Regions from separate parts of the Homo sapiens genome. Here region 1 is linked to region 2. Evidence: read pairs that join two places in POLR2A ChIA-PET (ENCODE). Cell type or tissue: MCF 10A. All regions are shown on one strand. Each heading gives the region's core, and the rest is flanking DNA. Links, peaks and the distances in the headings are about the cores only. Region 1 overlaps ATXN10 (ataxin 10). Region 2 overlaps ATXN10 (ataxin 10).

Region 1 (5,381 bases), core at 192-5,191, 53 kb after region 2:
TTAAGTCTAGAACTCTGACCTTTTCACTTAAAGGAAGCACTTTATGGCTTCTCTTTGGCATATTCAAATTGGCAGCATCACTACTCTTGTACTTTGAGGTCATTGTTAAGTAAGATAAGGGTTCCATGAACACGAGCACTGTGATACCATGGCAGAATGGCTGGGGAGCATAAATAGTGTGGGTGTGCTGGACAAGGGAGGATTCAAGCCCTGGGAGGGATGGTGAGAGATTTTCTCATGCTCCTCAGCATGGTGCACAACTTAAAAAACAGGAATTGTTTATTTTAGGAATTTTCCACTTAATAGTTTCAGACCACGGGTAACTGAAAATTGCAAAACGTGAATCCTTGAATGAGGGTACAACTCTCTGTTCTTTTCTGAAGCACCAGTCTCTGTAAATTCTTTCTGTTGCTTTCAGGACAAAGTTAAAACTGGTAAGCTTGGCCTTCAGGGCTGCCCCTGATTGGACCTGCCTGGCCGGCTCAGGTGTCCTCTTCTGTATTCCTGCAGCCCTTCGTGTTTCCCTCCAGTGCTGGATGTGAATGGTGCTTTTTGCTTGTCTGTGGGGCCTTCTCTCTCCCTTATCCCCACCCACATCCTGACATTGGTAAGAGCAGTACCTGTTTCTGATTTACCTTTTAGTCCCCAATACAAGGTCTATCACAAAGTAGCTTTCTTTTAAATGTTTATCAAATAAATAAATAGAAGATTAAAAGAGGTGCCAGGTGTTAGCACACAGAGAAATAGGTCTTGGAAAAAGGACCTGAAAGTGCTGTTGTCATGTTTGTGTCATGCTGATGGCACGATTCCCGAGGGCACCGAGGAAATGGTCAGACTTCTTTCCTGTAGGTCAAGGCTGGTGAGAGTTTGGCACTTGAGATGTCTTCCTAGGTCTGCTGAGGCTGGCGGCCCACTACCCGCATTTGTCCCTGACTGCTTTGCAGGCCGTCCCCTGTCCTACAGCAGGCCAGGTCTGTGTCACTGGCCCTCCCTCTCCCCTTCTTAATCCTCATCACTCTTCATTTGCACACTTTGAGGTTTTCCAGCACATTTAATATTATTTCAGCCATTCTCTCTTTTCTGAAAACCAGAAATAGTTACCTGCAATTTGTGTGGTACAATTTTTAAAAAAAAATGTACATTTTTAAATTAGGCAGATCTGGGCTTTGCCACTCATTAAGCTCCATGACTGTGAACAAATTAACCCTTACAGATTTCATTTTCTTTATCTGTCATCTTGGAACATTATTTTCTACCTTGCAAAACCATTAGGAATACCAAATATTTGCATGGAAGAGATTTGTAATATAGTAGGATACTTGGCACGTTTCCTTTCCCTCGCCTATTTCCCATTTTCAAGCAGAGCTAACACAGCTTCTAAGACATATGATCTTGATTCGTAAGACATAGTCCCCTAATTGTAATCTGCACCCCGAGTGTCACATTGCACAGTCTGCCTCAGGTAACAGTGGGGCTTCCACATGTCTTGCCTTGGAGGTCTGTGCTAGGCTGTCAGGAGGTGTGGATGGCAGGCACGGGAGAAGGGACAGGAGGCTGGCTTCCTGTGGGCTCGCCTGTCGACCCCCTCCCTGTGCCCAGAGGACACACAGCTTAGAGCAGGGCCCAAATTGACCTCATGGCTATTCTTACACATTCCAGATAGTCATTCTGAGGGCTGCTGTGTGGCAGATTCCCAGCACGGGCTGGACACTTGAGCTCCCAGCAAGCCTTTATTTTTTTATTTTTTAAACACCGTGGGCAAGCTGATCAACAGTTTCCAGGGCATTATTTATTGATGGCAAGGAGCTTATCATAATACAACAAGCAATTGAGATTCTGTCCATGAGTTAAAAATTAAAGACTGAATGTGTTCATGACAGAATTCTGTTTGTTCAGGCACTGAAGTATGACATTGTAGATGATGCATTATGGGTGGGGATTGCACCCCAAGTAGCAGAGGCAGAATGCATATTTTTAAAAACTTGCTGTATGGGTTATTTTTGTTCTAAATGTAGCTGTGCGTGTTAGCACAGATGTGCCGAAACAGCTTTTCAGAGCTGCTTTGTTTTCTCTGCTGCTGCCATGGTTTACCCATCCCTTTCTGGTATTGTTGCTCTCTCAAGTCATGTCTTGTGGTACTTTCGGGAGGCTACTAAATGGAGTGGAGTTTTAAGTAATGTGCACTCAAGTACATTAGAGATAAATTCACTTCTTGATTCATATTTTCTCCTGCTTCTGCTTAAAAATGGGGATCTTTCATCTAGCTCTTTAAATACTTCACTGGCCAGCTTTTGACATTTTGCCTAATTAAACTGTCTTAAAGAAATGACAGTAATGGAAAACTAACACTGTGCTTCTACTTTTTTTCTTATGATTCAGCTAGTTTAAAGTTCTTTATAAAGAATGCAACAAAAATGCCCTAAGTAGAAGTACAAATAAAAGATGATATTAAATTCTCGCATTTTATTGAGCACTTTCTAGAAGCCAGGTATTGTGTAAGACGTTCTGTTTTCTTACCGTTTACTAGAATGACACCTTCTGTTTGCAGTAGAGCTTTTTGGCCTGTTTTTCATGAGGCCAGAATGACTCACCTAAGTTCACATGGCTGAGCAGGTGGCAGCGCCAGGCTTAACTCAGTGCTCCTGGGTCCTGTCCCTGCCTTCTTGCCATTACCTCTTGTTCTGTGGAAGTCTGAGGAAGCCGCGAGGCTGAGAGTCAGAGACAGTCCTGTGCAAAGGGGTCTGCACCGTCCTGCAGGAGGGGTATACTTGGCAGCCTCTGAGCCACGTCCTCCTGGACCAAACGTGGGAAGATATTTTGCATTCCAAATCAGTTGAAAATACCTTTCTGACATCTAGCTCTAAGGTTTCTGGTTGTTTTGGACAAAGCAGACAAATTTTGTAGCTATGCAGTGATTCAACATTCATTCACCAAATTTTTTTTTCATCTTGTAATCAGAAATATAGCTAGCTTCTTAAAAATCAGCTAATTTCATTCATTATTTAAACAAAGATTTTATCTGCTAGTTGAATAATTCATGAGAAAATTGCACTAAATTCAGATGTGAATGTTTGCTAAAGAAAAGATAGTTGCTAATTTTTCTGGAATTTGGTAGTTGAACTCAGAGAATATTTGTATTAATCACATTGTGTTTTGTACTTCCGGGTACTTTAAGAGCCTCTGCCATTACTATTCTTGAAAAGCATCTTTATTTTGTCACAAAAGCTTGGAGAATGCTACTCACTACTTTACCCTATTGAGTTTTGCCATAGAACTGTAGTATCATTCTCTCTGGATTCCTTTCTTTTTGGAGGTGTCATGGGGAGCAGGGTTAGTTTATGGGATGCAGTCTCTGACATTCTCGGCCTCACTGTGTTCCCGTGTGGCCACTGAGGCCCCGTGCAGTGGTGCAGTCCTTGTGTGCGAAGCTGGGCGCCAGTGCAGCCCGCACTTTATCACCCTTCCTGCCAGGGCATTGCTCCCTGGTCGGAAGGATTGTTGGTTCTTCCTTACTTAGGTCTCGTACCCACTCCAAGTGCAATGCTGCGGGCACATCTCAGCTGGTCAGCAAAACTTGTACTATTAAATGCCTTTATCTCATAAAATCTTAATTTATAAAATGTAGGCAGCTGGAGGAATGCTCAGCCTTCCTTTATGGCAAAGGAAAGCCCCAAAGAACATTTTTTACCTATCAAAAAAGCAACTTTAAAAATCTGCAGCATCAGTAATTAAAAGGGAAGCACGGACAGTTCTAGGGGTGGTATGAATTGGGAGAACCCTCCTGGGAGGCATTTTAACAGTATGTCTCAAAGACACTCAAAGATGGTTTTGTTTTGTTTTTGTCCAGTAATTCTTTTCGGAATTTCTCCAAAGGAAATAATCAGTGATGAGGTTAAAAAAAATTGTCTATATGGATGCTCATTGCATTGTTGGTGAAAATTTAGTCATGATGCAAATGTCCTGAAATGTTCAGTAAATTATGGTAGGTTATAGTGACTGAATAGAATATACTATTAGAAAATCACATTTTCAAATAATTTTTATTGTATGGAAAGATCTAAAATACTGTATATATAAAGATGATCTTCATTTTTTAACAAATTAAGTATAAGTATTTAATATATGTGCATTGAAAAACACAGAGAATTTTCATGGATAGGATCTGTCCCCATCTCAGGGTTGGGGCTTGGCTCCTGAAAGAAGGGTCAGACCCTAGAGTGTTCAGCTGGGCTGCAGTGAGATTTGAGGGTGACGATCCTCTAGCTGAAATGGACTCTAATTCTCATTGACTCCAAAACTGGAGTTCGGACCTTTTTCCGTCTACCGCTGTGTCTTGATCTGCCTCCTGGCCCCTTTTCCCTCAAGGCACTAGGGAGACAGGAGGGCCCAGGAAATGCCGAGTGCCCTGGCAGTTTCCTTCCCACCTTCTAGCCTCCAGTTCCCAAGCCTGGCATTTGCTTCTTTTGACCTTCGGTACTCAGTAGACTTACTGTATGGGAAGGAATGCTGTCCAGTCGTCTTGAGTTGAACGTTCTCATCAATACTTTGGTGGCTCTTCCCATATCCCAGCTTTGGACAGAATAGTCAGTTGGAATTAAAATAATTTAATTCAGTTTAGTGAGGTCTATATGTTTGTCTGTGTGTTATTCCTGTATAATTTTAACAGAACACAGTAGGACATTTGCATATTTCACAGCCCGCAGTTTGGAAATACATTTCTGAAAGAAGTTACCCTGAAAAACAATCAGCGGGCAAATAATTTGATGATCACTGTAACTTTTAAAGAAAATCTTGTGCAATTTCAGTTACTGATGATCTTTTTCCAGGAACAAAAATATTCATATCATTTACAAATTAATCTATCAGGAATGAGTGTTTACATTTGCCTACAATATTTAGTGTGGGATTACTCAAATCTTTTGGTTGAGTAATACTTGGTGCTGATCCCAAGGTTATACAAGGAGCACCAGGATTTCTCTCCTGAGACCTTTATGTCCTGAGCCCTTTGCTGTCTCCATCTACCCGCTTTAGGAGATTTCCAGTGCCCAAGATTTAAGGGCCATTTGTATGCAGATGACAGCAGAATGCCTGTTGAGCCCAGACATGTCCCTGGGGCTCCACACTAGGGGACATAACTGCTCACATTTTCAATGTATAAGAGATGGATAATATATAACTGGTAATGTTTACTTAGGTGTCTCGTCTCTAAGTGCCTCCCGCGAAATATGCCCAAACTGTGCCCTTGAGTCCCGCATCCCCAGATCTTTTCTTTGCCCTCCCAGTAAATGATCCCACCACACATCCATTTCAACCAGACTCTTAGAATCTTCCAGTTGTTTCTTTCTCTTACCACAGTCCTAGAGAGCAGTTAGTGTCTGATC
Region 2 (5,381 bases), core at 182-5,181:
ATCTCTGTAAAAAATACAAAAATTAACTGGACATGGTGGCACATGCCTATAGACCCAGCTACTTGGGAGGCTGAGGTGGGAGGGTCACTTGAGCCCAGGAGGTTGAGGCTGCGGTGAGCCATGATTGCCCCACTGCCCTCCAGCTCGGGTGATGCAGTGAGACCCTTGTCTCAAAAAAAAAAAAAAAAAAAGCCAACATAACATTTCAAGTAAAGAATTTCCTATTTATTTGTCCAAATCCCTGTAGTTGGACATTTAGGTTGTTTGTTTGTTTGTTTTGAGACAAAGCCTTGCTCTGTCGCCCAAGCTGGAGCACAGTGGCACAATCTTGACTCACTGCAACCTCTGCCTCCTGGGTTCAGTCAATTCTCCTGTCTTGGCTACCCAAATAACTGGGATTATAGGTGCACACCACCACCATGCCCAGATAATTTTTGTATTTTTGGTAGAGACGGGGTTTCGGCATATTGGCCAGGCTGGTCTTGAACTCCTGACTTCATGTGATCTGCCTGCCTCGGCCTGCCAAGGTGCTGGGATTACTGGCATAAGCCACCACATCTGGCAGTAGGTTGTTCTTATTTCTACTTATTTTAGATAATACTGTAGTACATGCCTTTATAGTTACATCTTTGCACATTTCCACAGCTGTTATCCTAGGACATAATCTTAGAAGTGAAATTGCTATGTATAAGGATATCACATGTTTAAAGCTCTTGATACATACTTCCAAACTGCTTTCTAGACAGTTTGCTTCTTCTCTTCTTTATAGGAGATTCCTAGTGGTATACTGTCCTGGTTAATTATTTAAACTATTTTTTATTCTCCTTAAGCCTACCTTAGATCATTCAGGTCTTGTTTTATCAGGGCGTGGAAGGGAGCTTATGTTAATTCTCTATCCCTTGTCTTTACTTCAGAACTTCCTGTTTTTATCTATTCTCCCTTTCTTCTGTCATAAAGTTAGAATTGTTCTTTCTCTGGACCACTCAGCTGTAAAAAGGGATGCACTTGTGATACAACAGGGAAGAATCTCAGAAGTGCTGAGGGAGAGAAGCCAGACAGACTAGAAAACATGCTGGCTGATTCCATTTCCGTGGGATTCTGTAGCAGGCCAGATATATCGGTCATGACAGAAAATAGATCAGATGTCACCTGGGTCTGGAAATGAATGAGTGGAATTGATTGCAGGGGAACACGAGGGAACTTTCTGGATAGTAGAATGTGGCACTTAGCTGTATACCTTGACACAACTTTGTACTGTATGCTTAAGATGGGTGTATTTCATTGCATGTATATTATACCTCAATAAAGCTGATTTAAACAATAAAAGATGATAGAGAGTTCCTTTGTATGCTGATATGAATGGTCAGGTAGAGAGGGAGTAATTGATGCTGGAATCACTGTTGGCAAATGGGCAACACTGGAGGAGAGGGATTGGAATCCAGAGTGGATACTCATCCACTGTCCACAGGCGGGAATGTAGAGAATGTGATCCGATACTGTGAAACTGTTAACTCCTGTTGTAAATGCAGCTCATGGCTATGACTGCTCGCCCACGAGAGTGTATTTCCTTTTTTGTGAATATACTTTCGTTCAGGACCATTTTGATATTGATTTTCTGTGCTTTGTCATATAGACCATGTTAGATCTTACTAATCATTTCGTTAACTTTAGTTCTCATTTTCTGTGATAGGAAAGAAAGGTCTTTATTCAGGGGCTTGCGTTTACTTTCTGGAGATAGATTTGCCTTTGTTTCCAGCAGGAGGAGCAGTGAGTCATGCTTAAGAAAAGTTTTAAAAATTCTCTAAGAGACAGAGAAAAGACAGATCACAGCTTTAAACTTTTCAGGGCACTTCTGTTTAAAATATAGGTGATTTCAGTATTGTAGTGAGAAATTCCTGGTGTAACTTTTCATATTTAGGAAAACTTCTATTTTTCCTTTGGACTTTTTTCTCTAAGATGGGAAGTATTTTTATATATTAATGGAATGGAAAGTTGTAGACTGGGAACAGTGGCTCATGCCCGTAATCCCAATACTTTGGGACGCCAAGGCGTGGGAGGATTGCTTAAGCCCAGGAGTTGGAGACCAGCCTGGGCAACATAAGGAGACTCCATCTGTACAAAAAAAAAACACAAAGAATTAGCTGGGTGTGGTGGTGTGTGCCTGTGTTCCTAGCCACCGGTGAGGCTGAGGTGGGAGGCTTGCCTAAGCCCAGAAGATTGAGGCTGCAGTGAGCTGTGATTGCGCTACTGCATTCCAGCCTGGGGAAGAGTGAGATCCTGTCTCCAAAAAAAAAGAAAAAATTGTAGGCAGTTTTCTTTTGCAAAGCCAAATTAATTTACTTTTGGAAGTTTATTGAGCTATACATTTATGACTTGTGCGTATTAATGCACATATGTCATACTTTTTTTTTTTTTTTAAAAGAGGACCACTTTGCCAGTATTTAAATATGCCAAAGACCAAGTGCTATACTGGAGCTGGCCTGTGGTGACTTCTAAGAGTTGATTATTAAGTGCTTAGAAATTTGTGAGCTGATTGTTAAATTGTTGGTACCTTGAAATCATCCATGGTGGAAGTAGTTGTGCCATGGAAACCAGCAAATGCTACAAATCAGGGTTTTCCACCTGCCTCTTCCACCCCAGCCATTCTTCTGCCAAACCACTGCATTTACTCATTGGTGATCTTTTTAGGACAAGATAGATATTCAGTAAAGTTCTCAATGCTATGACTGAAAAGTGAGAATGGAAACAGTTGTATTTATAGCATGTGTTTTTTAATTTATGTAATTGTTTGGCTTTAAAATCCCAAGGTTTTCTTCATACGTTTCTTTATAAAAATAGTTTTGGGTTCTCATGTTAATGTACTTATTCCTGTCTTTTGATATATTTTGTATACTTGTTTCCAGTTTTTGATATATTTTTGTCAGTTCAGAATCTTGTTCACTTGTAGCAAGCCTTGCCTTTTCTCTGAAAGCTCAAAAAACATTCCTTTTAGCTTTGTATTTTCTGATATCCATATATTACAATAATTGTTGCCAGGTTGTGGGATTTGCATTCTGTTTTAATCTTTGCAACCCCAGGTTAGGCCATACTGTAGTACCTGTTATGCAGTAGGTATTACATATTTAATTACATAATACATATTTAATACATATTCTACAATAAATAGTGTATTTTTTCCACATATTAAGGGCTTAAATTTTTGTATTACGCAAATAATGCTTGCTTTGTTGTTAAAAATTATTTAAGCTGAAGTCAGTGAAACATAAAGTTACAAAGTTTCAGCCAGGCGTGGTGGCTCATACCTGTAATCCCAGCACTTTAGGAGGTCGAGGTGGGCAGATTGCCTGAGGTCAGGAGTTTGAGACCAGCCTGACTAACATGGTGAGACCCCCGTCTCTACTAAAAATACAAAAATTAGCCGGGTGTGGTGGCGGATGCCTGTAATCCCAGCTACTCGGGAGGCTGTCCCAGCTACTCGGGAGGCGGAGGCAGAGAATCACGTGAACCCGGGAGGCGGAGGTTGCTGTGAACTGAGATTGTGCCATTGCACTTCAGCCTGGGCGACAGAGCAAGACTCCCATCTTAAAAAAAAAAAAAAGTTACAAAGTTTTCCCCTTTTTGCCCAGCCTCCATTTGTTTTCTATAGATCTGCATATCCTTTTTTTTTTGTTTTCTTTTCAAAGGTCTTTTTTTGTATATACACACCTATATGTTTTTTGTTTTCATTTTTTGCACTATTCTTCAACTTGCTGTTTTTACTTATGATGTAACTTGTACATCTTTGCACTTTAGCATGTGTATATTCATTGTATGTTTTTAATAGTTGAATAATATTTAACTATATAGACTCATCATAATTTTTTCATTTGTTCCCTATAGACTTTCCAGCTGCTTTCAGGTTGCTTTTTTTTTCTTTTAACCTTTACAAATAATGTTATAGTGAACATCCTTGTACAAATTTCGGTTAAGTAAATCAAATCCAGGTTATAAATTCCTGGAGTTGAATTGCTGGGTTGAAGAATTATGTGTATTTAAAAACTTTAGAGAGATTTCTAAGTTGCACATCAGTGCAACACAAGATTGCACGAGTTGCCTTTTGCAGATCTGATTTAATTACTATTTCTCGTTAATGTTTTTCAGTGACCATTATGTTTGTTTTTGCATATTAGGTTACTCTTTAAAATGCATTTATTAAAAAGCATTTTCTGGAAATTAGTCTTTCTGTCATACATACAGTAAACTATTGTTTACGTAATTTTTGTTTGAATTTATTTCTGATGTTCTGTTAGCCTTGTAGTCGTTTTTTGTTTGTGTTTAATCTAGTTGAGGTTATCAATTTTATCCTTCTGGCCTCTGGATTTTTTTTTTTTTTTTTGACAACTGACAGCCAAGAAGATTTTTGTTTGTTTGTTTGTTTTTTAAGTAAATTCTCCACTTAGATTGTGGAAATACAAACCTACATAGTCTAGTTCTTTCAGTACTTAGTTCTCATTTTTTATTTATCTAGAATTTATTTTTGAGTAAGGAGTGAGTTATGGATCCAAATGAATTATTTATGTCTTTTGACTATCCAAGATTATAAAATCTTTTGGTGTGAGACTGACTGGGTTTGAATCTTGATTTCTTCTGTTACAGGCATATGATCTTGGAAAAGTTACTTAGCCTCTCTCTGCCCTTCTTTTTCTTGAAATGGGTTATATTATTATTATTATTATTATTATTATTATTTTGAGATAGAGTCTTGCTCTGTTGCCCAGGCTGGAATGCAGAGGTGTGGTCTTGGCTCACTGCAACCTCCGTCTCCCAGGTTCAAGCGATTCTCCTGCCTCAGCCTCCTGTGTAGCTGCAGGCACCCACCACCATGTCCGGCTAATTTTTGTATTTTTAGTAGAGATGGGGTTTCGCCTTGTTGGCCAGGCTGGTCTTGAACTCCCGACTTTGGGTGATCCACCCGCCTCGGGCTCCCAAAGTGCTAGGATTATAGGCATGGGCCACCGTGCCCGGCCAGGTTGTATTTTAATATAAACATTTAATATACAGATTGGTACATAGTTAATGTTCCCTAAATGTTATCTGTTATTATTTCAGTACCATTTAGTGAATAATCTTATCCTTTCCACTAATTTTTTTTTTTTAATTGAGACAGGGTCTCGCCCTGTTCCCCAGGCTGGAGCGTAGTGGTGCAGTCGTAGCTTGCTATATTCTCCAACTCCTGGGCTTGAGGATCCTCCCACCTACCTATATCATATCCTAAATTCTTTTATTTATTTGGATCAATTACTGGTTCCCTCCAAACAAATTGGAGGGAACCAGTAAGATGTTAACAACTGGAGAAGGGAGAATTCAGAGAGGTATGTGTTTATATGCCATAAAGGAACACT

The links. ChIA-PET counts read pairs that join two places held together with the same protein. Peaks named below come from ENCODE experiments on the same cell type or tissue, not always from the same donor. Only the 100,000 strongest peaks of a DNase experiment are listed, where the experiment ranks them.
Region 1: POLR2A ChIA-PET joins it to region 2 with 8 read pairs; 1 of 35 experiments calls an interaction of 5 or more read pairs at or near these places.

Annotation. Positions count from the first base shown.
Region 1 is chr22:45,783,055-45,788,435 of GRCh38, forward strand. All of the region lies in intron 9 of ATXN10 (ataxin 10), which reads left to right. Among named protein-coding and RNA genes, the nearest start is that of MIR4762, 25 kb to the left of the region's middle. RefSeq lists a silencer at 2,654-2,703. In MCF 10A, for the core only: no CTCF peak of the experiment used is centred there; a DNase peak (open chromatin) is centred at 2,587.
Region 2 is chr22:45,730,173-45,735,553 of GRCh38, forward strand. All of the region lies in intron 7 of ATXN10 (ataxin 10), which reads left to right. Among named protein-coding and RNA genes, the nearest start is that of MIR4762, 28 kb to the right of the region's middle. In MCF 10A, for the core only: a CTCF peak has its summit at 1,735 (motif pointing right); a DNase peak (open chromatin) is centred at 2,099.